Regions from separate parts of the Homo sapiens genome. Here all the other regions are linked to region 1. The links are chromatin loops, found by intact Hi-C in ENCODE. Cell type or tissue: ascending aorta. All regions are shown on one strand. Each heading gives the region's core, and the rest is flanking DNA. Links, peaks and the distances in the headings are about the cores only.

What was found. Hi-C counts contacts between places; a loop is a spot of excess contacts. Peaks named below come from ENCODE experiments on the same cell type or tissue, not always from the same donor. Only the 100,000 strongest peaks of a DNase experiment are listed, where the experiment ranks them.
Region 2: a loop joins it to region 1, with 2.9 times the contacts of the local background. A loop is called at or near these places in 5 of 110 quality-filtered maps.
Region 3: it touches region 1 in a loop (4-fold over the local background); 2 of 110 quality-filtered maps call a loop at or near these places.

Annotation. Positions count from the first base shown.
Region 1 is chr3:43,764,350-43,774,948 of GRCh38, forward strand. No RefSeq gene overlaps it. Among named protein-coding and RNA genes, the nearest start is that of ABHD5, 79 kb to the left of the region's middle. RefSeq lists a silencer at 5,178-5,357 and enhancers at 6,116-6,615, 8,982-9,508. In ascending aorta, for the core only: a CTCF peak has its summit at 5,277 (motif pointing right); DNase peaks (open chromatin) are centred at 4,432, 5,302, 6,542, 9,082 and 1 weaker place; H3K4me3 peaks cover 1,083 bases; H3K27ac peaks cover 5,252 bases.
Region 2 is chr3:43,850,276-43,860,874 of GRCh38, forward strand. It overlaps LOC107986081 (a long non-coding RNA gene), which reads right to left. Exons shown (of 3, transcript XR_001740673.1): 2 at 4,422-4,528. Among named protein-coding and RNA genes, the nearest start is that of ABHD5, 160 kb to the left of the region's middle. RefSeq lists enhancers at 4,447-4,948, 5,774-6,275, 6,276-6,775. In ascending aorta, for the core only: a CTCF peak has its summit at 5,572 (motif pointing right); DNase peaks (open chromatin) are centred at 5,606 and 6,266; H3K27ac peaks cover 623 bases.
Region 3 is chr3:43,890,458-43,901,056 of GRCh38, forward strand. All of the region lies in intron 1 of LOC107986081 (a long non-coding RNA gene), which reads right to left. Among named protein-coding and RNA genes, the nearest start is that of ABHD5, 200 kb to the left of the region's middle. In ascending aorta, for the core only: no CTCF peak of the experiment used is centred there; DNase peaks (open chromatin) are centred at 3,479, 3,934 and 4,388; H3K4me3 peaks cover 1,404 bases; H3K27ac peaks cover 1,305 bases.

The sequences.
Region 1 (10,599 bases), core at 1,751-9,750:
AGTTGACCATGAAAGTGTGAAAAGAACCATGATTAATGAACTTGCTAATAGTCTTTTCCTGTTAATGACATTCTTTTATGTTTTAGTAGGAGCACATGTGGTGATTGCAAATCAGTGAGTACGCAAACCAATGTAACTTTTCCCTTAGCTGAGTTTGGTTTCTGTCCTGGAGTCCCATTCTGCCTGGTGGTGAAAAACTGAATTTTAGTCAATTCAAGGCTTTTTCTCTTCCCCCCTGTCCCTAGGCTAAAATGCCAGGGGAGAGGGTATGTAGCATGGTGGTTAGGGGGCATCTGGTTCCTGATTGTCATCTGTCCACCCTGGTATCAACTGGGATGACATCCTCTTAGTGTGACAATGCATGCTGGCTTTTTGCCACACTAACATCTGCTGTGACATCCTGTCCCTCCATAGCCTCTGGTCTTCCTTGCATCCACTGCTGCATTCCTCTTGTCTTGGCCACCAGTTCCCCTTGTCGCTTCTTTCAGTGCCTTCTCAGGGGGAATGAGGGCTACTTGGCCATACTGACTGTACTGGATACAGTTGGTGGCCCAAACCCCTTCTTCTGGCCTGTGCACTTTTGCCCCAGCAGCTTGAATATTGAAAGCTAAGCGGTCACACCTGCTTGCCTCAAGAATTGTCCTTGGCCAATGGGTGGTGCTGCATCTGGAAGGGGGCATTTAGGTCTTTCCCTTAGGGCAGCATAAAGCTAATGATGGACTGATGAGAACCTACAAAAGGCCAGACCCCTTGCCTTCAGGTGGGAGCCATTCAATGGTGCAATTCGTGCTCCTGACCTCCACGTGGGATCAGGCTGCAGCCAGATTCCAGCTGGGACCGCATCCTGGCCTGGCTCCTTGTGCTGACCTTCCTTGCTTCCCTCACTTTTGGGGTAGTTCTCCTAAAGCACCTCCTGGATAAATGACTTCCACAAGCATCTCCATCTTAATCTTCACTTTAGGGAGCTTAGGCACTGTCCCACCCCATGGGGCAGGGGATGCAGGGAACTCTAGGCTGTGAGTCCTCACTGCATAGATGCACCCTGAGCCAGGCCAGCATGTATGTGTGTGGGGGAAGGGGTACAGGGGTGGGAGGGAGGTTGTTCTCTGAGAAGTTTGCTGCCTTCCAACCTTCTCTTGGAGGTGAGGCACAGATTCCTTCAACACTTGAATCCCCACAGCTCTCAAAGGGTTTCTATCAGGCAGAGTGCCTTCCCTGCAAGTGAGAAAATGTAACATGAGCCAGCTTAAATCATTTCTGAACCACTCAGCTGTAACCCAGGGATTGAGTAAGAGTCAGGGCTAACCTAGTCTGTATCTGAGCTCTGCCTCCCCCCTCGACAGTTCTTTTTGCTTTACTCTCTTCCAGGTATTGGCATCGTCTTCTGTCCAAGCAGATGTGCGGCCCAGAGTGCCAAAGTCATTGCATCTTACAGCTCATGTTCAAGAGAAGACAGACAGAACTGATTCTGGAAGCTCTTCTGGCAGAGTAAAGAAAACTTCCCAAAAAGCTGCTGACAAATTTTGCCTTCAATCTCTGGGGCCTAAATTTGGCCACGTGCCCATTTCTGACCCAATCTGGCCCAGCCCTGGAGCTGGTGTGGGATCTGCTTCCCTTCCCAATACATGGGATCTTTGTGAAAGGGAAAGGGAACAATAGCATCCTCCTGGAAATGAAGGAGGAGGTGAGCACCATGCAGGGTGCACAGTCAACAATGCCCATGCCTGACTTTGTTGTCCAGTGGACTAGGGTGGGGAGCAGGGCACAGGAGGCCTTCCCAGGGAATCCTTCTCAGGGTCAATATTGGCAATTTCATGCTGCTCAACCAAATGCTGCCAAGATGCTCTTCAGAATGGCTAGACACATTTCCACTCTAACTGATAGCTTCAGGATCCCTATTTTTTCTCATATTCACCAGCACTTGGTATTACTTATTGTTTTAGGGTCTCCAGAGAGACAGAGCTAATAGGATATACATACAGATATAGGAAAGAGGATTTATTAGGAGAACTGGCTCATGTGATCACGGAGGCTGAGAAGTCCCATGTTGGACCATCTGTAAGCTGGAGAACCAGGGAAGCCAGTAGTGTTGCTCAGTCCAAGTCTAAAGGCCTCAAAACCAAGGTGTGATTCTCAGTCCAAAGCCAAAGGCCCAAGAACGTGAGGGGCCGCTGGTATAAATCCTGGAGTCCCAAGGCTAAAGGCCCGAGAACCTGAGGGACCACCAGTGTAAGTCCTGGAGTCCCAAGGCCATAGAGTCTGGAATTATGATATCTAAGGGCAGAAGGAGCAGAGAATCCCCAGCTCTAGGAGAGAAAGGAGAAATCCTATACCCTCTTTTTTTGTTCTATTCCAGCCCCCAGCAGATTGGATGGTGCTGACCACATGAGGGCAGATCTTCCTCACTCAGTCCATTGACTCACACACCAGTCTCCTCCATAGGCACCCTCCCATACACAACCAGAAGTCATCTTTACAAGTAATGCTTTACTAGTTCTCTAAGTATTCCTCACACTTACTTTTCCAATGTTTAAAGACCTGATAGGCATTAAAAGAATCTCAATATTGCTTCAATTTGCACTCTTCTAAATTCTGGCAAGATTAGTCATTTCATCAGGTATTAGTTAGCCAGCTCATTTCCTGTCCAGCAAATTGGCTATTCATAGCCTTTGCCAATTTTTCTAGTGAGTTTCCTACCCATTTCCCTTGTAGTCTAGATCAGGAGTTGACACAGGTTTTTTTTTTTTTTTTTTTTTTTTTTGGTTGGTTTTGTTTTTTGTAAAGGGCTAGATATTAAATATTCTAAGCTATGAAGGTCATATTGTCTCTGCTGATGTAGCACAAAAGCAGCTATAGACATAAATGTATAAATGAATGGGCATGGATGTATTCCAATAAAACTTTATTTATTTATTTTTAGTTACAAACACAGGTGACCAATTGGATTTGGCCCTGTGGGCTGTAGTTTGCCAGCTCTTATTATAGATATTATCTTTTGGCTTTAGACAACGCAAAATCTGCTCCAAGTCTTCACCTATCTGTTTTCTTTGTCTAAAGCATTCTTTTAAAAAAATTCTTAATTTTGATATAGTCAGATTTGCCCAGTTTTCATCCGAGGGTTATGTTTTTGAATTATGTTAAGACACCCTTCTCATCCCAACAACACAAAGATATTCCCCTCCTTCCTTCCTATTAACTCTTTATTTCTGTTGGCTTTCACATAGCGAGGTCTTGGATCTGTTAGGTGTTTGCATTTGTATGTGATGGAAGATGTGGCTTTATTCTTCTCCCTGTAGTGAACTATTCTCCTCACACCAGCAGCCAAACCATCCTTTCTCCACAGATTTGTAGCAGATGAAACCTTTAATTTGAAAAAAGAAAGGATATGTGGTTAGGCTTACCTATGCGACCAAATGCTGTTCTATAGTGCTTGCCTGCTCACCAAGTCCCAGCTCTTTTCTGGTCCCCCAACATGCCCAGGGCTTTGTGGTCTCAGAAACATCAACAGGCTCTTCCCTGGTGCATGGCGGGCCCTTCCTCATCCTTCAGGTCTCACTCCAAGTATCAACTCCTTGCAGATGTCTTACCTGAACACCCTCTCATTTACTCTGTTACTTAACCCAATTGGAAATTATCATTTGCATTTGTTTACTTGTTTATTATCCACCTTTCCCTATTAGATTGTGAGTTTCATCAGGCAGAGCTGGGGCTGAGGGCAGAGACTGGAACTGCGTTATTGGTTGGTCACTGCCTCCCTCGTGCCTGGCATACGGCAGACTTGAATTAAAGATTCCTGGAAAAACAGAACAAATGAGCAAGTTTAATTGATTTTTCAGAGGCAATGGGTCATTAGATCGCCCTGGCATTGTCTAATAAATTCTCCTACCCTCTTTGACAACGTACAGAATTAGAATTAAGGTTTGTCCTTCAACCCCACCCCACTCAACACCTTTATCATTTGATAAAACATCTCAGTAGCTTGAGTGTATTTATCACACCTGCATTTATTCACAGTTCGATCTGAGAGCCCTTGTTAACTCCCTTAAAATATCTGATTGAATTTCATGTGGAAGCGAATGCCACAGATTAAATATATGTTGTGTTAAGAAGCTTCCCGTTTTATCACAGCCTGTGCACTGCCAGAAAAGCATTCTGCATGTTAATTAAGATAGCTGGGGGATTTTTTAAAGACTTCTTTTTCTCCCTTTAACTTTATAATGCATTCAGGGGAAGGGAACTAAGGCAACTATTTGCAAAGCTGTAAAAATCAGTGTCGAGTCAGATGGGTTGTGGGATCCCAGGGAGCTTCAGTGACGGGCCAGGGCACTGTCTGTGCATGTCAGCAGCAGGCTGAGTCTAGGAGCCGGCTGTGAAGGAGCTTGGAGAGGCTGAAGGGAGGAAGTTCTGACTTCTGACTTTAGTAGGAACAGTGCCCTTCTGGCTAAGGCTGGAATTTTGCCCAGGGAACAGTTAAGTAAGAGGTGGGGTGGGAAGTGATCAAATCCAAGAATCAAAGTGGACAAGATGAATTTGGATATGGAGAATGGAGAAATCTGACCTTCCTCCCAATTAGAATGTCAGTGTAGCCAGGACTGTGTGGCAAGACCAAGAGGGGGCTGCAGATGCCTGCTTTAGCTGCTGCTAAGATGCCAGCACATTGGCCCTGCTAATGGGCCCAAATTCAGAAGTGACATGAATAAAACATGGATTCTGAAGTTCTTCAGACCTGGATTAAAATCCTGGCTTAGACACTTGTCACTTACTAGATCTCATTTTCCTCACCTGTGAGATGTGCATAGGGACACTGCTAGGTTCAGAGACCCTGGGTACAGCTGGCACATGGCAGGCTGTTAGCATATGGCACTTACTGCTGTTACATAAGAACCTGTGTCCACCTCCTGCTGTCAGGCACTTTGCAGCACCCAGCTGTTTGGTCACCTTTTCACCTCCCTTCACCTCTGTTCTAGTCTTGGCTCACCCTTCAAATACAACTGGCCCCTTACGTCGGGTGACCTAGAGAGTAGTCCCTGCCACTTGCACAATCCCAGTAAGCTCTAGTTAGGAAAATACCCTCATCCAAGTAGTTCCAGAATAACACTGCTGTTTGTTTGGGACTCCCTGACCCATAGCTTAGGAATCATGCATGCGCTGGGGTGACACTAAGAGCAACAAGATGTCCATCGGGAACCACTGCAGTTCCTCCGCCTCCCTTGGCACCGTGCCCTGGGACTGAGTTTGATTGCAGCGCCTTTCCCAGCTGTGACCAGCAGGGGGCGGCTCCTCTCTCTCGTGTCCCTTTCCAGTATCCTGGTAGGGTTCGTTCCCTCCCCAGCCCACTCAGGCCTCCTCCCGGGCTCCGCCTCTCGGGCTCCCTGAGACACGGCCCCGGCTCCTTCCGCCTTCCTTGGAGGAGGCTTGCAGACCTGCAGGGCGGGGCCTGACTGAGAGCGGGGCGGGATCTCCTTCCGGGCTGGGGAACAGATGCCCTGGCGTCCTTGGCACTGGGTTGGCTGGTCCCTCTCCGTCCTGGCTCCATTCCAAGCACGGCAGGCCCCGGGAGGGGCCCAGGCTGCTCCTTTTTCCAGCCAGGACAGAAAAGCATCAAGGAACTCTCGGTCATGAGACACGCCCGTCAGAGAGGAGGCACATTCCAGGAATGACATATGCCCTGAAATGTCATATGCTCTGAGGAGGTGACACTCCCCAATGGGTGACACAGCCCACAAAGGGGACATGGCCCACAAAGAGGTGACATGACCCACAGGGGTCACATGCTCCACAGAGGTGACATACTCCACAGAGGTGACCTGGCCCACAAAGGTGACATGGCCCACAGAGGTGACACAAGCCACAGAGGTGACACAGACCACAGAGGTGACACACTCCACAGAGGTGACACAGGCCACAGAGGTGACACACTCCACAGAGGTGACCTGGCCCACAGAGGTGACATGCTCCACAGAGGTGGTATGCTTCACAAAGGTGATATGGCCCTCAGGGACACACTCCACAGAGATGATCCGGTGCACAGAGGTGACATACTTCACAGAGGCAACCCGGCCCACACAACAACTGTGTCTCAACCATACTAGACACCTCAGGTATCAGAACCTTTCCATGGCACAGCAGGCCATGGAGCAGGCACTGCAGTGTTCGCCCTACAAACCCGGCGACTCAGTTCCAAGACCCTGCAGTCCAGAGAGCAGCTCAGAGGCAACGGGCCGAGGCCAGCCCAGCCGTTTTGCCTAAAGGTGGCTGCCAACCCTGGGGCCCTCAGCCTGGGCCTCCTGTGTCTCTGACCTCCTGCCTATAGAAGTCTGTTGCTCTTGCAAGGCCAGTAGGTAGACAGAGACAAGCATCAGTGAGAGGAAGAGTCATTTATGATTTATGAATAATGAACTAATTTAATCCTGGGTTTCTCTTGTGCCTCCCATTTAGTAATTTGTTCCATTTCTTAATGGCTCGAGTTCTTTATCAGGCTGTGACAGAGGCGAGTGGTGAGTCATCACACTGGGGATCAGGAGGGTGACCTAGATATTGGCACTGGGAAAGCAGTCCTGAGAGACGAGCATCAGCTCCACCCTCCACTCCCTCTCCACTGTGGGCAGCTCTGCGTTGGCACAGCTCCTATCTCTGCATCAAAGTGGCAGGAAGAGGTGGCCGTTCAGTGGAGGTGGGTGTGGCTGGGGCTTGTCTGAAGCTGTGGTTCCACAGCAAGCCCCTTGCTTGTGCTTAGATTGGACATCAGGGGAGAAGATGGAGAAGACTGGGGTCTAGCCCCACTACACAGCTGCATTGAGAGGGAGACAAGACTTTGGCGTCAGGCCACTTGGGCTAAAATCCTGGCTGCCACCTCTGTCTTTGTGACCCTGGGTGCATTGCTTTACCGCTCAGAGCCAAGAAAAGATGCTTCCAACAGTGAAGGCTGTCACCTCTATCCTCACGCTGCTGTCTGGTTTCTTGAACCTGTTATTTCTTTTCTTTTTATTACACACAAGTATATTGAGGCTTTGGAAGGTTAAACACCTTAACGAAGAGAGCAGGAGAGTGGTCTGTGTACAGAGGAGGGGAGAGTGGAACCTGAGAAGGCCTGGAATCAGGACCCCAGGGTGGACCCTTGAGGGCCAGCTTTGCCTTGCCTCCTCCGTGTCATCTTGCATGGCATCTGGCCCCAAAGTGCCCTCACACAGGAGCAGGCAGGGGGGCAGCAGGGGGCTGGTCAGACAGCAGCAGCCACTGAGAGCACAAGGAAGGACTAAAGCCAGCAGGTAGGTGGGGAGAAGAAGTGTGGGCAGCTGTAGGAGGCATCTGTCATGTATTTGCATAGTTAGCCCACCCTGTTGGCGTTTATCCTGTGAAGCAATGGTTATTGTGCCCACTTTACAGGCAGATACACTTGGGACAGAGGAGTCAAAGAATTGCCTAAGCAGCACAGCTGGTGCGGGGTGGAATCTGCCTTCTTCCAGCCTCTTCTCTAAATGCCGTCCCACTGCCTCTTGCCAGTCCCAGTTCTGATAGGTGTGGGTGTGTGAGGCCACCTGCTCTGTGATGATGGGTGTCCTCTTCCTCTTCTAGTGCTTGGTGGTCTACAGATCGTTGCCAAGTACATCAGCCCCTCTGATTCTCACAGTATTCCCGGGAGATGAGTATGAACAAGGATTATGAAAGAGTGAGAGTGACAGAGAGAGAAAGAGACAGAGACAGAGAGATAGATTAATATTAAAGTATAATATACAAACAGGTGTGCATATTATAAGTGCACAGGTCTCTGGATATTCATAAAGACTATTATTTAACTTCATTTTACTAAAAGAAAACTTAGGTTTAATGATGTGATATTCTGAAGTCTGTTTATGTGTCAAGCAATGGAGGCAGTATTCCAGATTACATCTCTTAATGTCCATGATTTGAAATGGATTTTTAAAATATTTAAAGTTTTGATTTTGATTTCTTTTGAGAGCAATATAATTTAATGGAAAATGGCAATGCCTTTATCTTATTAAGTTCATTACCACAAGTGGTTATATGAGAGGGAAATCAGGTGCTTTAAGCCATCCGCTCTTCTGTATTAAAACTCTTTATTTGGGGAATGAGAGTTCTACTGAAGTGTCTTAAGTAAAATTTGATTAAACTTAAGTAAAATTTGTTTAAAACTTGCAAGATGAACTTCATGGTTAAAGTCTAAAGTTTGCAGATTCAGAAAGACTTGAGGAAGGAACAGTGTACTTGAATTTTTTTTTGTAACATTTAATTAGTAGTGCATTGTTTACATCAACACTTTGTGGAATATTTTGGAGACTCAACAAAGCCTTCTTAAGGGTGGCCTGATCCTCGGCTTCCAAGTCTGTTTTTTAGCAGTGAAATGGCTTTCTTGTTCCCACATTTCAAAAAGAGGAAAACATTTCTGTCAGTTAAGCGAAGGGAGAGAGGAAGGTCTCACAATTGTGGTCGTGGTCAGGGGCGGAGACCTCTCCCCTTAGGATGCTCTACTTTTCTCCCTAGGGGGAGGTGACTGGGAGGGGACCTTTCTTCCAAGGTTTGGGAAACCTGGTAGATTCCTGCCTCTCTGGATGCTTTAATGGGGTCCCTGTGTGAAAGCAGGGGCTGGGGGTGTGTTACAAAGTCCCTTCCAATTCCATGAGAGCAGAATTTAGGGCAATTAGAAATTATCCCACCTGAGTCATCTTTCCCCTTCAAAGTGGTGTCTGAGGACTTTCTCAATTGACTCTGGAACAGGAGCAGAAAAACCCAATCAATTAGCCAATATCCAGTGACTGAGATGGACTGTCTCTGTCTGGGAATCGCTGGGGAAGCAGAGCCTGGAAAGGAGATTCATCTGGCAGGGGAGGGAAGATGAACGCTAAGGACTGGGAGAGCTGGACCAGTCAAGCTGAATTGGGCCTGACCCCCCAGTCCCACTCATAGTTAGACTCCAGACTCCAGACTCCAGACCCCAGGCAGTCACTTGAGAGGTCCAGCAGCTATGGCATGACAGGCAGTGGCCAGAGGAATTGCTCTCTGCCCCAGCCAGGCGGGAGCTTGCTCTGCCAGCAAAACCTGCAAGTCATCCTGCTGTAGCTGCCGGCCTGCAGAGACCAGCCCTGGTGGCAAGGAGGAGGTGTGAGGAGGAGGGAGCCTCTGGCAGCTTTTTGTTTCAGGCTAGAACTTTCTAGCAAGGCTTCAGAGCTGTCTGACCCACCTGCTGACTTATTCTCCCCTGCATTCCACTCCCCAAAGGCCACATCCGTCACACGCTGGCTTCCCCAGCCCAGGCATTCTCTCCTCGTGACATTGAGGCTGTGGAATTGTCCCTCCCTCCCTGGATCCCTGAGAACCCAGGAAGCCCACTTTCCCTCAATCACAGGCACATGGAGAGAATGAATTTCGTTTGGTTCATGTAAAGTTGGCTGGGTGATTTTGTTATTTTACTGGAACTAGTTGCCCACCTTTAAAAACTGGGAACTTTCACATATAAGCCCAGACTTCCTGCTTCTCTTGAAAGCCACTCTGGTGACACCGGGCCTGAGTCCCCATGTCGTCATGGAGGGGGTGTGCCATCTCTAGTGGCAACAGTTCTCACCTCTTCCATTTCTTGTGCCCCATTTATATGCCTCGCCCTCTTGGCCACAGAGTTAGTGCAAGCTCATCCTGGCACCTACAGAGGTGGAGAGCAGAGTGGGTGGTGTTCTGCCCCTGGACCACCTCCCCAGGGGACTGTGGGACTTCGTCTGCCTCCATAGCATCTGAGCCTGATCACCATCATGGCCCTTCCCATTTGTATTGAAATGATCCACTTTTTCCATGAGGATTATGGCCATTTATGGGCATTGGTTTAAATCTCCTTCCTCTCGCCTGGGGTCAGTTCATCTAATCACTTTTGGAGATGAATTTGGGGAAGTGATTCTCCACCTCCAAGACCCAAGGAAGGCTAAGTGGATCCAATGATTTTATTTCATTTTGAAGATGAAGAAACTGAGTCTCAGAGTGGTGTGTGGCATAGCTGACCTCTGCTAAGGAAGATCCTCCAGTGTGTGGCCTCCCTCTAGGTCACTGTCTACCCCAGGGTGGGCAACGGCATCCTTCAGGCAGGGGCTCTGGTGGGGGAGCCATAGTGGGAGAGTCCCTGGGTTGCCAGTTCCTATAGAAAGGCACATCACCGGCCGGGCGCGGTGGCTCACGCCTGTAATCCCAGCACTTTGGGAGGCCGAGGAGGGCGGATCACGAAGTCAGGAGATCGAGACAATTCTGGCTAACACGGTGAAACCCCGTCTCTACTAAAAATACAAAAAATTAGCCGGGCGAGGTGGCGGGCACCTCTAGTCCCAGCTACTCGGGAGGCTGAGGCAGGAGAATGGCGTGAACGCCGGGGGCGGAGCCTGCAGTGAGCCGAGATCGAGCCGCTGAACTCCAGCCTGGGAGACAGCGAGACTCCATCTCAAAAAAAAAAAAAAAAAAAAGTAAAAAAAGAGAAAGGCACATCACCCCTAGAGTGTTCTTCTCAGAGGGCCCACGTGGAGGATGCTGCCTGGCAGCCTGAGGGCAACAATCCAGCAGGTGAGCCCATGCCCTGCTCTGCCATCCATGCTCTCCCCTGAAAGG
Region 2 (10,599 bases), core at 1,786-9,785, 86 kb after region 1:
TTTGAAACTCTGTTATTAGATGGATATATATGTAGGATTTTCATGATTTCTTGATGATTCATCATGATTTCTTGATTTGAACCTTTTATAATTTCAAATTTTCCCAGTTTATCTCTGGTATTACTTTAATTGCTAGTATTGAATCCTACTCTGTCTGATATTAACATGGTTATCTAGCTTTCTTATCATTATTAGGGTTTGTATGATATCACATTTCCATCCTTTAACTTTTAACCCATTGGTGTATGTGTTTTTAAATTCTTATAGATAGCACATAGATAAGCTTTGCTTTTTAAATTCTGGTCTAACAATTTCTACCTTTTAACTGGAGCGCTTAGCCAATTTACATTCAATGTAATTATCCATATAGTTAGATTTAAGCTACCATCCTGCTGTTGGTTTTCTATTTGTCCCATCTGTTCTTCCTTCTATTTTTTTCTCTTTTTCTGACTTCTTATGGACTGAGTATTTTTTTAATGTTCTATTATACTGTCACTATTGGCTTATTAGTTATACCTATTGGTTTTTGTGTTTTTAAAAACTTTGAGTTCACAAAATATACTTTTAACTTATTCCAGTGTATATTGAAATCCTATTAAATCACTCTGTGCATAGTATGGAAGAACCTTACCACAGCATACCTCCATTTTCCCCATATATCTTTTGTGATATTATTGTCACACATCTTGTTTACACCTTTGCTATAAACCACACAATATATTATTAGTGTTTTACTCTATACAGTCAACAAAAATGAGAAAAAAAACTACTCATATTTATCCATGTATTTACTATTTCTAACATTCTTTATTCCTTTGGGTAGAGGGATGATATGAGTTTCCTTCTCATATCATTTATTTCTGCCTTAAGAGCTACCCCAACATACTTTTGTAATGCAAGTTTGCTGGTGACAAATTAACTTCTTTGTTCTCTAAGGAAAAATGCTTAATTTTGCTTTCATTTTTGAAAGATTGGGGCATGGGGTATAGAAGTCAAGGTTGATGGAGTTTTTTTCCTTTTCAGTATTTTAACCATATTACTCTGTTTTCTTTTGGTTTGCATAGCTTCGAAATAGAAGTCTGTGAAGTTCATAGCTTTGTTCCTCTTGACATAATGTATTTTTCTACTCTGGTTGTTTTAAGATTTTCTTTCAATCATGGGTTTTTAAAAACTTGATTGTAATGTGTCTTGGTGTGGTTTTATTTGTGTTTATCCTGCTTGGCATTCATTCAATTTCTTGGACCTATGGGTTTACAATTTTCATTAAATATGGAAAATTTTGGCTGTATCTTCAATTTTCTTCTGTCTATGCAATCTCCTTCTGGGATTACTGTATACATATGTCAGATTGCTTGATATTGTCCCATAAGTTGCAATTTTATTCTTTATTTGTTTATTTTGGCTCTTTCTCCTCCTGTGCTTCATTTTGAATATTTTATATCACTGCGTCTTCAAGGTCAGTAAACATTTTTTCTTCAGTCTAATCTGCCACTAATCTCTTCCAGTGAATTTTTTATTTCAGATATTTTATTGTTTATCTCTAGAAGTTTTATTTGTTTTTTTGTATCTTTCATTTCAATCCTTATTGTGTTTCTGCCTTCTTTTGAATCCTTGAAAATCCTATTAAAGATCTTGTCTGCTAATCCCGCAATCTCTATCTCCTCATGCCTGTTTCCACTGTCTGAATTTTCTCCTGGTTTTGGGCTACATTGCTATGTTTCTTCATATATCTAATAAGTTTTGACTGGATGATGTATATTGTGAATTTTTCATTGAGCGCTGGATTTTCTTGTGTACCTTTAAGGGGTGTTGAACTTTTTATGGCATGCAGTTATTGGCAGATCAGCTTGATCCTTCTGAGGTTTGTTTTTAATCTTTTAAACTTTCTTAGGGTGGGTCATGAATAGCTTGAATTCTAAGTTTGTTTAGCCCATTGCTAAGATGTGATTCACCTGAGGTCTCCACTGAAGGCCTGAGAGTCTGAGAGCTCTTTTACTCTAGCTAGTCAGAATTTGGTCGTCTGTCAGCCACATGTGAGCTCTGCAAACTGTTCAGCTTACAGCTCCCTGGTTGCTCTTTTCTCAGCTCTGTGGATCTTCACTCTATGCTTATATGATTTAGTGTTCAGTAACAGATTCAGGGGATCTTGTGCAATTTTCTGGAGCTATTTCTTTAAGCAGCTTCTTCCTCTCCAGTACTCTGCCTTGCAAATTCTAGCCCCTTCAGCATTTCTGAACTGCAATTTCATTTCTTCAACTCCGAAAGAGCTATGCTCTACTTGAGATCACCTTTCCCGCAGAAAGTGCCTCCAGACAGAAAGTCAGGGTGGTAACAAGCTCATTTTGTTCTATCTTTTTCGGTGTTGCCCAGTGTCTGAAAACTCTTGCCTTATATATTTGGTTTGTTTTTTTAGTTAACAGTGAGAAGATAAGTCTAGTCCCAGTTACTCCATCATGGCTAGAAATAAAATCACCTAATAATCTTTTAATATCCATATCACTTAGCATAATTCTACTTATACAGTTCAAATATTTTTGAATAAAATATTAAACATTTCTTTGCTGAATTATTACTCATAAAATATTCATGCATTTGTGTTTTCACGACATTGTACTAAGCACCATGGAAGTTTGCATTTTATGGAACAATCTCTTCCTAAAAATTTCATCTGATTAAAATGTAAGAGAGATTAAAATGTATTCACAAGTAGCATAAAATAAGATTAACTGTGCATACAAGTGTGGTTTTAGATGCACTTAAAACAAGTCACACTTTCACAGCCATTTAAATCAGCCTGATGGGGTCTCATAGGAGGTGAGGGTAGGGAATAGAAGCCAGCCATGTCACTGGCAGACGCGAAATGGAGTCAAGAATTGTTACTCATTTCCATAGATGGTCACTTAGCGGATCTGGAAAACAAAAACAAAAACTGCTCCAGAAGAATCAATCTACTGTATTAAGTATTTCTTCACAGATTCTGTGAGGGAATATCTTTGTCTGTTCTGAGGGAACTACTGTAAATACAGCATCACACCATTCAAAAGGAAATTTGCTTACATATTCTTGGAACATTTGGAAGGTTTTTCCTTTTTGCTTTGTAAGAGTAAACAGACACTATGTGAATTTTTAAAAAAACTTTTCAAAACCTAGCTGGGTGTGGCGGTACATGCCTGCGGTCCCAGATACTCAGGAGGGTGAGGTGGAGAACTGCTTGAGTCCAGGAGTTTGAGGATGCAGTGAGCTATGATCGTGCCACTGCACCCCAGTCTGGGGGACAGAGTGAGACCCTGTCTCTAAAAGACAAAAGAAAACCTTTTCAAAAACTCTTTTCTATTGAAGGCAATCAGGTGTAAATTTTTCTTTCTCTGAAACTCTAAACAACTCCTTAATGTCACCTGGGCCTAACCATATCTCCACCCTCAATTCTCCTCACTCTCCCTTTCACCCCTCACTTGCCTCAGGGCTTTTGCACATGTTTGGGAAGCTCTTCCTCTCCCATCTTCCCCTCCCTTTCTTACTTGGATAGCTCTTTGTAATTTTTTATGTTTCAGCTTAACTGCCTCAAAGAGGCCTCCCAGGATCACCCAATTTAATAATACTGTTCCTTTCATTCTCCCCCCAAGGACTATTCTTTTCCTTCAGATAATGAATGCTGGTTCTTCCTGGCCTGTTTGCCCTCAGATCTATGGCCTCACCCTTTCCCTGGCCAGCTCTATATCTCTGGGGAGTGACCCCTGTGATCAGACTTGCTTTCCCAGACTACCTTGCTTTCTGACTTCTGCAGTGGCTAAACCTTTGGGAAGTACTGATGGACATAAAAAAGGCAGGAGGAAGAGAGAAGGTGAAGTTTTTCTTCCTTCTCTTGTAGTTTTGATTTTACCTGCCCAAAGGCTGAAGATCCCCTTGTGTCTTCCACTCACACCAGGCACCCCCTTTTCTATGGTCTCAGTCTCCCTTGGGCAGCTCCTGTCTTGGTTCCGGTTCTCCTCAGATGGTACCGGGACCTGCACTCTGATAACATCACCTCTTCTCTTTGTCCCTTTGTTGAAGGACTTCCTGCCGTGAACCTCTGGGTTCCTCCACTATCCCAGACTTTCTTGGCACTTTCATTACCCAGATAAGTAACACATTCCCTGCATTCAATTCCCTCTGCTCTACATATTCAGTTTCTCCCTTTCTGGTTGAATCCTGACTGATACAGTATCAAATTGTAGATCATTGGCTAGTGTTACTTTCAATCTAATGTCTGAATACCCGCCCCTGCCCACACACACATTCCATGAGAACAAGAACAATATCTATTTTCTTCACTACAGAATCTCTAACACCCAGCACAGTGCTTGGCTTTGGGTTGTTGCCCAATTAATATTTATAGAATAAATGCTTGAAAGGGAAGGTGGAAGGGATGAAATCAAATTTACCATCGGTTCCAGGTGACCTGAGTATGCTCCTCCCGCTGCTTCTGTCCTGTGGATGGGGTGAGTGGATCATAGAGAGCAGTCCTTCATGGTTATGCAAAGAAGTTTTCCTGTGAGGAGACCAGAATGCTCAGCTTTGCTGCTATTATTATTTTCTCTTTTCTTTTTCTTTTTTTCAAATTCAACTTTAGTGGAAAGAAAACTTTCTCATTTCCCATTTCAGCTCACTGAATTATTCATCAAAAATGTTCTGCTGGTATTTCCTCCTCTGTCAGAGTTCTGCCGTTCCAGAAACACTGCCCTGGAGTTGCAATCAGAGCAATTAGCAGCCCATTACGGGATGCGCCTGTCCATGCCCTCAGGTTCCCGACCTGGGGCTGTGCTGATGGAGAGCCAGCACTACCATGGAGTCTGATGCGTGTAGGCTGGCCTGAGCTCCTAGCCCCATTAATTGATGGGGAGCCCAGCAGGATCTTCATCTTCCTTTGCCAGGATCAGCTAATCAAGTAACCAACACGCTAACAGCTCAGGACTTTAGCTAACACCACCCTCTTATCTGACAAGCTGATTCCATTGGACCTCAGTTTCCTTAGCTCTAGAAATGGAAGGACAGCCCTTGACTGCCTGCCTCACAGCACCATTGTGGCTGTATGGGCCCACCTTGACTCTCAGCTCTGTCCACTGCTGGGGTTCCAAAAAGCTAGGCAAATTGGTCAAATGTGCCTCTAGAAGTCGATTTACCTCTAAGGATGATTTCTCTCTAGAGGGTGTTTCAGTTTTGTTACAAGCTTGTCCCTGTTACACAACTTCCATCCCTAGAAGGGAGGACAGATTTCTGCATTCCTCCTGGTGTCACTCATCTGCATCTGTCCTCAAACCCACCCTCAAGGACCCATTTCTGTGTCCTACTTGTAGCACTGAAAGATGAAAGAGCTCCACAGCAGCTCTTTGGGTAAAATAAGAGAGATCATCCTCCCTACTATCATAGGTCTCTCTGGCTTTGTCGCCCTGGGGCTCTGGGGTGCCACCTCAGCATCTGGAGTGCTGGTATTAAGCTATATCTCTGGGCTGTAACTCAGCCCTTCTTCTCTGGGTTCTGCCATGCTGGGCAGGACTCTGCAAACCAGGGCTCTCCTTTGCCAGTGGCTCCCTGACAGGCTCTGCCATTAGGGGGTGCTAGAGAAAATGGAAGCTGGAGGAGGAAGCAGGGACCGGCTCCACCCTGCCTGCTTTTTGCTTCTGTGAGCAGCACCCAGCAAGGCTTCTTCTCCCTGGCAGCAGCAGCTCCTTCCAAAAGCAGCTGGTGAATCCACATTGCAGTTTTTCCACTTTCCATTTTGCAGAATGAGATGTATCAACCACTCCCTGGCCAGAGACATCGTACAAGCTGCCCAGCATCCCCTCCTCAGAGCTCTGGGTCTCATGAGCTGGGAAATGTGAACACCAGCTGACTGCCTCTCCAGCCTCACCCCCAGTTATCTTCCAGGTCCCTCCTCAAAACTTCCAAATCTTTTAACAATCCTAACCTCTTCCTTTGTTGTCTCCAGCCCCAGAGATGGTGGCTGCTGCCTACAGCTGCTGCCTTTGTTCTAACTTCAAGTACTCTTTTAAATCTTTTCAATTCCACAGCTAACAATTCTTTGCATTAAATTGTCTCTCCTCAAATAACTAGAAGTTTCTGACTCCTGCCAGGTTCCTAACTGATTGAGAAATAAGAGCTTGGAGCAGAGGCAGGGATGGAAGACAGCAGGAAGTGATGGCGGCTGGCAGAACCTGGGGGCACAGAGGATGCAGGACTGAGTGCGAGAAGAGGACCGTACTGTAGACCTACGGGTTTCGATGGCCAGCTGGGCTGTGTGTGAGCCACAACTGAGACGCCTTCCAGGGACTGCCAGAAGCACCTGCAGGGATGGTGAATCAGGCTCTTGAAAGCACAGCACGAATTTGGGAGCTCTGAGCTCAGAGGGCAGGGGATACTTGGCTAAAGAGGCTTAGTAGCCAGGAAGCCCTTCACACTGCAGCCTGTGTCTGAGCAAGTGAGGGGGCAACTGAATGAGTGTGCCCATCACTCCAGATGGTAAATGGAGAGAGGAAGGGATGCTTTCTCTAAGGGCGTCCTGGCTGGACTCGTCTCCCCCACAACCCTCAACACAGACACTCTCCTGCCTGCCTCCTATCCTAGGGTTTGGCAGGACAGATAGTCCAGGCGATCCCCTGTGACCAACCCCAAGCCCATGCTTCCTTCAAGGTCAAGTTTAGATGCTGCTGCGTCCATGGGACTTCTAGGATAACCCTCTCCCCACAACCATCTCTCCTCGCACCACATTGATAGTAGTGACTGCCAGTACCACTCACTGGGCCAGAGGAACAGTTCCCAGAGGGATAGACACTTTTCCTACCCTCAGTGGGGTGTCAGTGGGAAAGAAAGATAAAAAACTCAGCAGTGACTATCTATCTATCTATCATTTATCTATCTAAACTAATGGCACCTAGTAGGTGTTTGATAGGTAATTATTAAGTAAATAATGGATGAATGAATAGATGGATAGTAATGAATGGATGGATGAATAGATGAATGGATGGATGAATGGATGGATGGATGGATGGATGGATAGACAGACACGCATCTCCCCTAAGATGGAGAGGCAGGTAGTCTGGGGCAGGGCCATCTGTCACTGAGTCTTCCTCGAGTTCTTGATACCAGCATACTGTCTGACATGTCTATCCTTGGATGAGTTCGTGACTGGAGTAGGATAATGAGCAAAGGTGTAGAGGAAGGAAAAGCTAGAACATATAAATGATCTGGGGCCAATGAACTCTCCCACCTCCTGCTGCCTGCTCCTGGTATCTGAAACTCACCCTGCAGATATTTCCTTTGGTTCAACACTGCACACTTGGCCAGTCCTCTTCTGGCCCAGCTTCACCAGGAGCTGTAACATCCAAGCGGGTCCTGGACCAAGCAGCTGGTCCAGAGCTTTCTTTCCTAATGGGAGGAAGCTTGAACCACAGAAGTCCTGGGGCTGTGAGGCAGGCCCAGAGGAAGAAATAAGGTGGAAGAGGAAGAGAGTCCACTGGGACAGATCTCCCTAATCTCACAATACCACTTTGTATAAAAACCACTCTGTAGCAACAAAAGTAAAAAAAGCTGTACAGTACTGGTGGCTTTGCTTTGAAGCTCCACTCAGACAGGGGCCATGAGTCAGGAGGAGCAGACAGAGGAGGAGCAGACAGAGCCTACAGAACTTTTACTAGGGCAGGCATGCTCTTGTGATCCATACCTGTGGAGAGGAGGAGAAGGAAGCAGGGCTAGGTAGAGGGAGGAGGTTTCCGGGGCTGGGGGGTTTCTGAAGCTGGGTGGGCTTGCATAATGTTCTAACTTGGGGGGTCTGCAGGACTTGTGTGTCCCGGTGTTGATTAGTCATTGGATGCCACTGTTCCTGAGGAGCGGTGTGGCCTTGGTGTCTCCAGGAGGGCTAGTGTCTCAGGGCAGCTCCAGGCAGCACTCCCAGCAGGACAGCTTGGGGACTAAGCCTTCATCTCTACAGGGATTCTGGGGGCACCTTGAAGAAATGTTCATTGTTGTATCCTGGAGGATGCAGACCATACTCCTTCCTCTTCTTATCCAGGCTCAGTCATCCTCCTCTGGCCTCTCTGCTCCTCTCCTCCCCCACTCGCCCCCCTGCTGCCTCCGCAGCCCCAAGCCCTATAGCCCCGCATTGCATTATCGGCTGGCTGCTGCTGTCAGAGTCTCCGGGAAGATAATCTATCCGGAAAAGTGCGTGCGAATTACTAAATCAATAAACACTGCTAACCTCTTGATTCACTGCTTCTCTGCAGAGAACCCCTCAGCCCTGCAGCATTTCGCTTTAATAGGAGGAAAGCGAATGTGCTTAGTGGGCACAACCCACAGGCTGAGAAGGGAGGGGCAGCCACACGCGCCTAGGCGCCCACGATTAGAAAGCACCCCTCCTCCACCTCTGTCTTTAAGTTTCAGTCTCACAGAGGTAAGCAGCAAGAAAGCACGGGTCTTGCTGTGTACTTGGACTCACCTTCTAACCCTCAGCCCTATGCAGACGTCACCTTAAAAGACCCACCCCAGATTCCATCCGTGTAACATCTTGCCCTCACCAAGTCGGGGCAAAGGGTATAAACTCTGATTTGCTTAAGGTAGGAAGTATTGTCTGCTCATCCAAAGCAATTTTAAAGAAGAAGAAAACTTTACAACATGCAAATTCAAATCGTAAAAGCTGTTTTAATGATTAATAATAGCCACAGCTAAAACCTGCACAGTGCTTATTGCTTATTCCATGCAGAACATCATTTTAAGCTCTCTGCATAGATTAACTCACTTAATACAACCACTCTGAAGTGGTTATTATTATTACTGTTATCCCCATTTTACAAATGACATTTTGTTCTCTGTTTTAGAGACCCCAGAGAGGTTAAACAACCAGCTCAAGATCACACAGCTAGAACATGGAAGAGTCAGAATTTGAACCCAGGGCCCATGCTCGAATAGGTCAGTTCCATTCAACACACATTTGTGGCAGAATAACTCAGAGGTATTAATTTTTTCCTCCCTCCTCCCTTAAAGAAGGTAACAGAGTACTTTATATTTCCTTTCCTGAGAGATTTCCAGGGCAGAAAGGAGTAACTGCTCCAAGATAACCATTTCTTCTGCTTTTTGTGCAAGGCTGCACTATTCTGGAGATATGAAACCCATGCTTCCTTACTGCCTACCTTGGCGAATGCTAAAACTCAGAAACAAAAGCTGGAGGTGGGGGTGTCCTTAAGTGTGGAGATTGCAGTGAGTTCTGCCCTGCAGCCAGCACTTGGTCTCTTTACCAGGGGGCTGCCCTTGGAGCCCCGTGTTGCCAGTGCATACCAATAGCTAGAAGTGTCCCCTGAGCAACATTTGATTGAGGACTGATGAAAGAGTCCCTTGTCTCTGATGGGGACATGCTAATGTGTGGCCTCCACACCAGCCCTCCATGCCCTCACACCCTCACCTGACCTGCTTTTCCACGCGCCTCCTGGATTTTCCAGGGAACACTTGCTAATAAGGCATATTCACACAAATCCTCATCTCTCGGTCTCTCCTGGAGAACCCTGCATAAGACACCACACTCAGGGCTAATGGGCCAGAGAAGAAACAGCATCATCAGGGTCCAGTGGGAGCTGCAGCTTGGTGGAGAGGAAGTCACTGTCCAGGCGGCAGCCCAGGGCAGGGAGGGAGAAGGGAGGAAGTACTCCAACCACTCTTCTGTGCACTGGTTCGCTGGGCCCTCAGCTCAGAACTGGCATTAGTTCACTTCTGCCACATTCTACTGGCCCAAGAAAGTCACAGGCCTGTCCAGATTCAATGGGTAGGAACATAGACTCCAGGGAGTGGTGCCAACTTAGGGCCATTTTTATAGTCTGCCACACTATCCATGCCAGTGTACCCCTTGGAAGAGTTTTCTGCTCTCCAGTTTCAAAACTGCTGGGTTACCTAGCATGAGTGAACCAAGGGCACCCAGCTACTAAGTGGAATCTCGGGAAATGGAGCCCGGGCAGTCAGATTCCATAGCCAGGGTTCTGAACCCATCACTCGCTGCTGTCTTCCTGCATGAGCACAAGGCCTAGGGCATGTAGGGTACAGTCAGTGTACGGTGGTTTTAAATTAGCCACCACAGATATGGAAGAAACATATTATTTATTCTATAAGAAATAAATGAAACTGGACTCTGAGCTCTTACGGAGTTGAAGGAGAATTCTATTCCCTTCTCCCCGAAGGCATGCCATGGTCCTGGTGTCTGGTGAGAACACAGCATTCTTTGAGGAGCCTTCTATCATCAGCTCACTCTGTGATGCCTAGCAAACAAGCCTGCTGAGGCCACTGGAAACTGACCTGGTGGTGGGGCCTCAGGACCTTATAGACTGGACCTTGGGGGCTATAATGGCACCCCACAGTCCTTCCCCTCTGAGGCTGTGCAGTTTCCTTGCGGCAATGCTGGAGACCTGAGAAGTCCCCCATCCTTATGTGTCCACCATCCTCTGCTCCCTTTGCAGACTGTGGGCTTTCTCTCTTCCTTTGCAAAAGTTTTTCAAAATAGGAAATAAAAATCAATGGAATTTGCACATCTAGTTTTAGATACTCTCAACTGTCATGGTGTATTGGTTGTAATATTCTTCCTGATGT
Region 3 (10,599 bases), core at 861-8,860, 130 kb after region 1:
AGTGATCCTGGAAGCTCCTCTGATTGTCTGCTATTGGCTTAAATCCTCTATTGAGTCTCATGGTGAAAATTTGTTACACAGAAGTTTTTGAGAACGCAGAGCACTACTATTGTAGGCGAGCTTTGATTCCCAAGCAGCACAGACTTTGTGGCCAGGCCAGGCACCTCACAAGGTGTCTGAGCTTAGACATGACCTGAAGAAGAAAGCGTTCTGAAATCAGGGGTTTTCAAATATACCACATATTAGAATCACCTGGGGAGCCTTTCACAATCCAGATGTTTGGGAGCCCTGCCTCCCCAAATCAATTAAATTAGAATCCTTAGGAATGGGACTTTGGAATCTATATTTTGTAAAGCTTCCCAAGTGATTCCAATGTGCAGCCAAGTTTAGAACCGGGACTGCAGACCAGCAGTTTGCAAACTGTAATACGCACCTGAATTATCTGAGAATCTTGTTGCAATGCAGATTCTGATTCACTAGGTACTATGGTCTGAATGTTGATGTCCTCCCAAAAGTCACATATTGGAACTTAGTCTCCAATGTTATGGTATTGAGAGGTGGGGCCTTCAGGAGGTGATTTGGTCAAGAGGATAGGGCCCTCATGAATGGGATTAGTGCCCTTATAAAAGAGGCTTGAGGGAGCCCTTTGCCTCTTCCACCACGTGAGGACACAGCAAGAAGGTACCGTCCATGAGGAATGGGCCCTCACTGAACGAGACACTGAATTTGCCAGCACCTTGATCTTGGACTTTCCGGCCTCCAGGACCGTCAGCAATAAGTTTCTGTTGTTTATAAATTACCTAGTGTAAGGTATTTTGTTATAACAGCCTGAACAGACTAAGTCACTAGGTCTATCCAGCTCCCAGGTGATGCTGCAGGTCCACGACCGCACTGCAGATAAAACGGGCAGGAAGTTATTTCCTCGGAGGCAGCATCTAAGGTTGGCATTGAGGTGTGAATTTCAAGTTAACGGTTAAATTTTTTTTTTCATAATTACTATAAAAATTCATGTATTGCAAAAAGGGATATAAATTCTATAACAGAGTTCATCTAAAAAATGTAAGGAGAATATTCATTAGCAAAGGCTTTATGCTTTTAAAAAGTAGATGTTACTGAAGATTTCATAAGAGAGGTGATGCTGGTTTCCACCTCACGTTAAGTTTATAACCCAAACAACCAGCTGAGAGCCCCAGGCATCCCCAGCCTCAGGACATCCAGGGGCCACTGCACCTCTCTGTGGCTTTATGTCCACTCAGCTCTTCCAGCCACTTTTTCCTGCTGAGTCCCCTTCAAGAGCAACACAAAATACCTCCCCTTGAATAAAAAAAGAATAACCTACTCTCTCCCTTAGAAGCACCACCTTGATGTTCCAAACACAGATCAATGCCTGTTCTCAAACAAAAGCAGTACTGTTTCTTAAAGGAACTGTGATAAGTTAAATATTCCTACTTCATTAGACCATGAGAAGAAATCTAGGTTTACAAAAATAATTACGTTTTTGTGTGTTTCTATATGATGGCTAAAGAATTCTAGATGGACCCCAAGGGGTCCAAACATTCAGGGAATTTCTAGGGCTATAAAATAACCTGTATTTATTTATCTCACTTTTCTCCCATCCCCGCCTGGCTTCTCAAATTCTCTTTGCTTTTCTCCACCAGCAGACACGGGTATCACATATCAGAGAGAAAGAATAGTTCCAGAGGAAATCTGTATTGTCCTTATTTCATAAATTGGGTTTAATAATTCATCTAAAAGAGAATTTTTAGCAACACGGTTTGCATAGAAAAAGAGAACATGCCTTCCCTAAATAGACATCTGTTACTCTTGCTGCAACGCTGAGTGGGGAGAAAAAAGGCCAGTCGGGTCCAAGTGCATCTTTCAGATTCACTAAGGACATCATGGTCTCCAGTCCCTTAGGCAAAAGTGATTTTAGAGCACGCTGTGCAAGGAAAGGAATTTAAACCACACCTGAAAAGTCTCCTCTTTGTCACTGCAGAAATTTACCTAGAGGTCATTGTGACAAACATGCCTATTCCTAAAACATCTGCAGATTATATGTCCGTTCATTTCCTGGTCATAAAATGCCACCTGCCTAGACCCCCCACTGTTGCCTCAAATATCAAACCAATGTTGTCTTGTGGGGCAGACGGTGGCAGGTTTGGGGTCTGCAGGTCTCCACATGCACACACAAAGCTGTTTAGAACGTCAAGAAAATCAGTCATTCACACAGCTGCGCTGCTCATGCGTGACAGGCTGACTTTAAATATTTGTCACTCCAACTAGCTGACATAGGGGGAGGGGAAGCTGGTAGAATGAAAGGGGAAGAAAATTAACAGAAACCCTAATTGCCCAGGTTTGCTGCCTTGAATATTTCTGCAGTAGCTCTGCGGCAAGCAGCACCATCAACGTTTTCAGACCTGACAATGGGAAAGTTGCCACGGAGTCAAAGACCCAGCCAAAGAGGCAATTAATACCTCCTTTTTTATTTTAGAGACATCATCTATCTCTCTGCCCTGAAAAAAAAAAATGGCTTGAGAATTCTTTCCTAGTTCCTTTTTCCAAAGTGCCCTTATTTTACCACGTCCTTTGCTGAGTCTTGTGCAGTCCTGGGAGCATCTGAATAAACTGAATTTCCCAAATGTTTCAAGTATCTGCAATCATATAAAGTCTTTCTCTTGAAACTTGGCACAGTCTAATGAAATAACTGAGGTATTTTTTTTGAAGGCTGTATTTTGTTTATTAAGAAAGATTGCCTGGAGCAATAACACCCAGAATTGAGAAAGAAAACGGGCACACTTATTCTACTTGGAGGTGAGTGTACTGAGCCCACCCTTCTAGATAATAGTTTGACCCCTTTAAAAGTGTGATGATCTTTGACCTGGCAATCCCATTTGTCCCAAGGAAATAGTGTGTATAAAAAATTGCTGCATTCTGGTGTCCATCATTTATAATAGCAAAAGTTGGGGAGCAACTGAAAAGTCAAAAAATAAGGCTAGTGACAAGTTAAGTCATGGCAAATTTGTATAATGAAATACGGTGTAGTCATTAAAAACATTTGTAGTAGAATATTTGATATGGGGAAATGTTCGTGATGCATTATTAAATATAAAAATTATAAAACACCATGTACATTATGATACTGTTTTAAATTTCTTTTAATCAATTTTGTGATAGTATATGCTTAGAAAAAAATCACTAGATTTTCAACAACGTATAGTATTATGGGGTGGAGAGCTGAGATTATGGGGAACTTTTAGTTTCTTCTTTGTCCTTTCCTGTATTTTCCTACTATAATGCATCACTTAAAGTCAGGGAAAAAAAATCAGAAGTGTGATCAAAGCTTATGTTTTGTCACATTTAAAAGATGCTACGAATCAGTTTAACATGCCAGTGCCCTTTATTTGATAAAGTACCATGTGTGAGATCCCACTTTGCCACGCCAAAGTCAATGACTCTGATGTTTTCCGTGCCGCTGAGTCACACGGTAGGCTACCTCTGGGTTTTCGATGAACTGAACTGTTATTTCAGAGGGAGGGAGGCGAAAAGGATTCATTATTCAATGCGTTTCAAACCGGAGTCCAGGGGGGCGGGGGGGGGCGGGCCTGCGTTTAAAAAATAACGCGTAATGGAGTTAAGATGCAGATTCTGGAGCCAGACTGTCTGAGTTCAAAGGCTCCTAATAGCTGGGCTCCTTAACCTCTCTGTGCCTCACTTCCTCGTCCGGAAATTGAAGCTAATAAGAGCACTGACTTCCCTGGGCGGCGGTTGAAGGCTACCTGTGTGGATCTGGGCACAGCGAAGAGCGGAGCCTTAACAGGGTGAGCACGCCGGTTGCGCGCTCTCCAGAGCAGCCCAGCATCTCCCGCCAGCCTCGCTGCCCGCTCCGCCCCGGCGCAGGGGCCCCAAGCCCACAGGCAACGCCAGCGCGCTCCCAACCGCTGGAGACAGAAACAATGTGCGCGCGCACACGGCCCACGTGCACGCGCGCACGCCCACGCGGCATACAGGCGCGCACGTGCACACGCGCGCCTGCACAGCTCTGCGGCTCTGCTCCGGCCCCACAGGCCCATCTTAAAGTGTTTCGTGCTCTAACTTACCAAACACGTGGCAGCCGGCAGAACGAAAAGGAAAATAAATGAACTGCGACGAAATAAAGCAGGCCTTTCCGCAGTCGGCCACGTCCAACAGCCACTTGGTTCCTAGCGCTTTCTCGTTACCCGGCTTGGGCAAAGCCAGGGAAGAAGGGGATAGGACATAGGGATGGGTTAACAAAGCGGGAGCAACAGACCAAAGTAACCTCCTTGTATTGCCCCCCACCCCTCATCCCCTGGGGACACCGGCCTGGCTCCCGTGGGACCAGCATCGCCATCCCTGTCCCCTGTACGAGACTCTCCGCTGGGCCGAGGGCCGGGCTTGTGTTTGGGAAGGTGGGTGCCAGGGCCCGTGCTCAGCGACCTTCCAGAGCAACTGCATCAAATGATGCTGGCTTTCTTCCCAGCCAGTCCCCAGCCACACCCATAGGGGACAGCAGTGGCAGCCCGGGACTCTATTTCCTGCCTACCCCTGGACAGGAAAGCCACCCGCAGGCGCCTTCACCTTGGTCCACGTCTCACTCGGATGATTCAACAAGGCTCTTTGGGAAAAAAAATTGAATTCGCCATTGAGAACACACATAAGAAACCAATAATCATTTTTGGTTTTTATGATGGAAACAGGCACAAAAATCACAATTTTATATAGGTTCAAGACTGCTTCCTCTCAGCAGCCCAGAGCTCTTTAAAGTAAAAATAAAAATAATCTTTCAGGTTTTTTTCTTGTGTATCTTATGGAATGTATATTAAAGTCCTGAATGCTAAAACTCCATTGAAATTTTATTTGGTTGGTGCAAAAGTAATTGCAGTTTTTGCCTTTTTTTAAAAAATTAAATTACTTCTGCACCAACCTAAGTAGTCTTCATTATCAAGTGAATTTCACCAACTGAACAGACTTTGAAAGAAATAGACACAAAAGGAAAAATCAGCAAACACGAATATTAAAAGTCTACTATTTAGTAGCTACTGATCCTGTTTGAAATCAATTCCTCTCTTTTTCTTCATACTGTCTCCTGGCCTCCCATATACTAGAGTTTTATAGACAACGTGGTCGCCCTCTGGAGCTGATTTGACCCCACTCCTCTTTTGGCAAAATTTTTATTTGCATTTCCCTTGTGCTCCCAACAGGTCTGTATATTAACAACATGCCTCGTTTTTGGCACAACAGCCTCATTAATTATGTCAGCAAAGAGCTGGCACTAGGGCTCCTCAGTGCCTGGTAATTCCCATTTCCTCACTGCTGGCTTTGCTGCCTCTGAACCACCAACCATCAGCAGCCCTCATTTTCCCTCTGCCTTCCCAGCCCCCTTCCTCACCTCCATTCTCCACGCCCCTCTTCCTTGCCCACTTCCCAATACTGCAAAGAACAGAACATGAGGTCCCAGAAGAATGACCCAGCAGAACTCTACTGGTTTTATTAATATGATTATTACTTGGCCTGAAAGTGGTAGATTTCCTGGATCCATATCCCAAGTCCTTCTGGCCCTCTTTGATAAGCTTTTAATGTTGATGATGATAACAATGGTTATCATTTATTGAGTCTTTACTATGCACCAGCCCCTGTGCTTAAAAAAAAAGATTACCTCCTGTAATCCCTAAAACAGCTCTAGAGACAGCTAGCATCATTAATACCATTTGACAGATTAGAAAACTGAGGCTCAGAGACTTAAGGTCACAGGACCAGAACTGGAAGGGCTAAGGTTGGACTTAAATGTGTCTACTGTCACCACTGCACGTCAGGACATTAGGTGGTCTCTTCTCTCACAACATGAAGCAATGCTAGCAAAAAGTGGCTAGGCGCTCAAGAGGTGTGAAACTTGGAAGTTACTCTAAAATGTTAAATGGCAGATAGTGCAGTGGCCTTACAAAATATCAGAAAAGCCATCTTTAAGAGTGTCAGTTTGTCAAAACAAATTATTGTCAAAACAAGCACAACAAGGAAAAACTGATTATGTTTTGTTTTGCTTTGTTTTCAGTTTCTCAAGCTTGCAGTAAAATGCTGAGATTCTGGCCAGTAATTTCCCCTTCAGACCTAACCTGCCTTGCCCAATGACTAGGTAAGTAGGACACAAGCAGTTGTATTCTCATATATTACACCTAATTTTACACCATTGGCCAGACTACCACTTTCCCTTCCCAACTGCATTTGGTATCTGGGTCGACATCCCAGGGAAAGACTTTTAAAGAACTCAAGGCTCACCTCCCACCCCCGAAGACCTGCAGTGGCTGCCATATGGAAACAACTCCGTGGTCATTAGGAGTCCCTTGACTAATATGAGTTCTCAGCCATTTTTCAAAACATTTTAAAGTGTTGATTTTATACCAGGCACTAGACCCAGGCACTGTGGATAAATAAGTGTGGTCTGTATTCTAATTTCACTTAAAAATTAATGTTTTAAAATACATTTGAACAGCTGACTCATGGGACAGAGAGAAACCAGGGATGCAGGACAATTCATATCACGTTTAAGAAAGCTAATAGCAGAAAGGATCCAAATGCATTCTGAAAAAAGAAGAGACATTAAGGACCGGATTTTTTCATTGTTTACCAAAAATGAAGAGATCTTCTCAGGAATGCATAGGACAGGTTTCTTGTCCATGCCACAGGGCAAGGCAAATGGTTTATCATAGCAGCTAAATTACATTATTTTCAAAAGTTACCAAAAGAGTACATGCTTGATATGAAAAATTCAAGCCCTATAGAAACATTAAAAGGTAGTAGCCCTTTTACAGTATTAAAAGCAATAGCCCTTTCACAGTCTCCCCGGCTACAATTTCATTCTAGGGATAACTACTGTGAACAGTTTAGTGTTGAATCAAAGGAGTCTAGGCTTCTTTCCTGAATACGACAGAAAAAAAATATCCTAAGGAACATGACCCAGAGGAAAACTGAGTTCACAGAACTTATGGAGTCTCAGCTACTGGGTTTCAAGATCCTTACTAGTGGGGTAGCTTATTCATGCCTGATCCTTGACTTCTGTTATCTGCATCGTAAAAAAAAAAAAAAAAAAAAAAAAAAAAAAGCCTAAGATGGATAACATTTGCATGTGATTATCCAGGACTCAATGACAGTCAACAGGCAAACTACCATTCCATCCTCTGGGTAAGGCATTCCAGGTTCTGGTTAGAGGCCAAATGTGCTCATCTGGCTGCTGCCACAGTCAAGCCTTAGCCAACGTTATTGTCTTTATGTTAAATTAACTCATCACATTAGTGATGTACAGAATCTTGGGTAATGGAACAGGTACAATTTAAGGCAAGAGGAAGAAAGTCAGGCTGATGAATCAATATCTTGGGTGAGGCACTGGAATAGGGGCTTTGGGAAGCTGGGGCTCTGGGCAGCTGACGTTCTGGAGAGGGTCTAAAAAGGAAAAAATGGGAACATGGCTCAAGAGATGGGCTAGGTTTAGACCATAACTTCACTCACTTTTCACTTTTCCTTGGAGCACATCAGTATAATATGAAGTTAGATTTGGGTTAGTTTCCATCAGTTTACATCAGCACAGATTTAACAAAGGACTCCACACATTCTGCTCCAGAAAGTTGACCTTGAAGGCTAGAGGGAGGAGGAATAGCCACAGCTGCCACCAGGCTTCCTGATAGCCATTCTGCCGTGCATGGTCCATCATAGAAGGAGACTACATGCCCCAGCCTCCCTTGTTCAGTGTGGCCACCTAACCCTATTCTGCTGCAAGGTAATTCGTGCAAGGGGTGTGTGCAGTGTCCCTGGAGTGTCCTTTATTTTAGGCTGGCTTCCCCAGAAAGAGATACTAACACAAAAACTTGAGTACAAGTTGTTTGTCTGGGAGGTGATTCCAGGAAGTATTAGTAGGAGAGTGGGGGAAATGTGTTAGTGTGAGTCTTCTGAGAAGTAGTTGCCAAGGTGGGATTACACATGAAAGGATTTTATTAGGGTAACTATCAACGTGAGGGAGAATGGGGAGGGAGCCACATGAGGCTCAGAGATCTCTCATACCTCCAGCCAAGTCTGACCCTGAGTGAAAGAGGTGGGGAAAGAATGTCTTAGACTGCCAGGCTGTCTATGGAAGGGTCAGCGAAGCCATCATGGAACCCTGGAGCCAAAGCCAGTGTTAGAGGAGCCCCACATCTCCTAGAACAACCTGCATTCGAGTGTCCCTGCTGTGCTCAGTCACTGACAGGGAGCAGCCCTTGGGAAGCATGTCCTTCGGCTTCCTAGTGCAGCAATTGCCAGGCCCTTGGTTACCAATACTCCCTCTAATTGGAGGCAGGACTGCTAGGCACATTCTCATGGGCACTATAGGAAATGAGGTAGGAGAGGGAAGCAGGCATCAGAGTGCACTGGTGAGCAGGTGACCACTGCGGGCAGCCGAGGTGCAGTCCTGGTTACCTCTAGGAGACTAGCATCTTCCCCACTTGAAGGGCACAGAAGGTGAGAAATAAACTCCCAATCTCTGGAAACCACTGATTTGTTGGCCTTCCCTATTGCCGCTACAGTCTTAATTAGCACAGGGGTTCAATACCAAGCGTGAATGTGTTAGAGATACCTTTATTTATTTATTTATTTATTTATTTAAGACAGAGTTTCGCTCCTTGTTGCCCAGGCTAGAGTGCAGTGGCACAATCTTGGCTTACTGCAACCTCTGTCTCCCGGGTTCAAATGATTCTCCTGCCTCAGCCTCCTGAGTAGCTGGGATTGCAGGCGAGCGCCACCACGCCCTGCTAATTTTTGTGTTTTTAGTAGAAACGGGGTTTCACCATGTTGGCCAGGCTGGTCTTGAACTCCTGACCTCAGGTGATCCACCTGCCTCGGCCTCCCAAAGTGCTGGGATTACAGGGTTGAGCCACCATGCCCGGCCTAGAGATACCTTTTAAACTTCATTTTGGTAAGGCATTTCCACTTGCTCTTCCCAGGAACCTTTTTGCCAAAGCTGCTAACAAACTGAATGTATAACTGATCTAAATTATGTTTCTCCACACTCCTCTCCCACCTCCTGCTTCCCTACCTGCTACAGAATCAGAAATGTGTGTTAGCCCCCAAAGTGAGGAACACAGAGCAAGGGATTCTGTGTAAAACCATGCAGAAGAATCCATCCCCTCTCCTCTCCCCCTTCCCATAAGGACATACCACCAAGTCTCTGATTATAACCATTTCTCTTCTTTACAACTCTATATAAAAACTTATGCCCCTCCCCTCAAAAAAAAAAAAAAAAGGACTAGATGGAAATACACCAAAGCAATACCTGGCTTTAATAAGGTGGTTGAATTACAAATATTTTCCTTTTATTTCTTTTAATGATTTTCCATAATGAAATGTGATTTTTACCTTTTAAAATTAAATGTTTACATTAAACTATTTTTTTCTACTTTATGCTTAAAATTTTTCATAATAAAAATTATGTTTTAAAATTTCAGAGCAATTTTACCTCTTATCCTTCTGTATTATTTCAGCTCAGACTGCTTTAACGAAGTGCCGTAGATCAGACAGCTTTTAAACCACAGAAATTCCTTTCTTTTTTTTTTTTTTTTTTTTTTGAGGTCATTTCTCTGCCAAGTAAAGTCCAGACTAGGTATTCCTACTGGGTGGGCAGCTTCCCTCCACATGGTGACTGGGGATCCATGCTCCTGCTCCTTCCATCTTGAACTCTGAAAGTGGCACAAACACTTCCACTCATATTCTGTTGGCTGTAGTTGTCACATGGACATGGAGAACTGCAAGGGAACCTGGGGGAATGTGGTCCTGTGGTATTCCCAGGGAAAAGAGGATAGTTTTGATGACCAGCTAGTTAGTTTCTGCTACAGAAAGTGACATAATTAGAAGAATGTAAACTCAGACCAGATTTCATTTGCCAGCATACCCTTAGGAGAGACCCTTCCATCATCACCCCTTAGATTCAATGAACTGCTCAGCCAGGGAAAAACAAGGTTTGCCATCTGCCCCAAGATCACAAGTGAACTAACAATCACCAAGGATTTAGAGAAGATGATATGTTTGTGTTCTGGCATCAGGAAGAATGAGGGGGTGAAGGGAAGGCCAGAGAGCAGAGGATATTAAGGTAGCAAAGGTGGGAAGGTGTTATAGACTGAATGTTTGTGCCTTCCTTAAATTCATGTGTTGAAATCCTAACACCCAACATGATGGTATTAGGAGGTAGGGCCTTTGTTATGTGATTAGGTCTTGAGGATGAGGCCTTCATAAATGAGATTAGTGCCCTTATAAAAGAAACTTCAGAGAACTCCCTCACCCCTGTTGCCATATGAGGCTACAGCTAGAAGATGGCCACCTGGGGACCAGGAAGCAGGCCCTCACCGGACACCAAGTCTGCTGGCACCTTGATCTTGGACTTCCCAGCTTCCAGAGCTGTGAGAAATACATTTCTGGGCTGGGCGCAGTGGCTCACGCCTGTAATCCCAGCACTTTGGGAGGCCAAGGCGGGTGGATCACCAGGTCAGGAGATTGAGACCATCCTGGCTATATAGTGAAACCCTGTCTCTACTAAAAACACAAAAAATTAGCCAAGCGTCATGG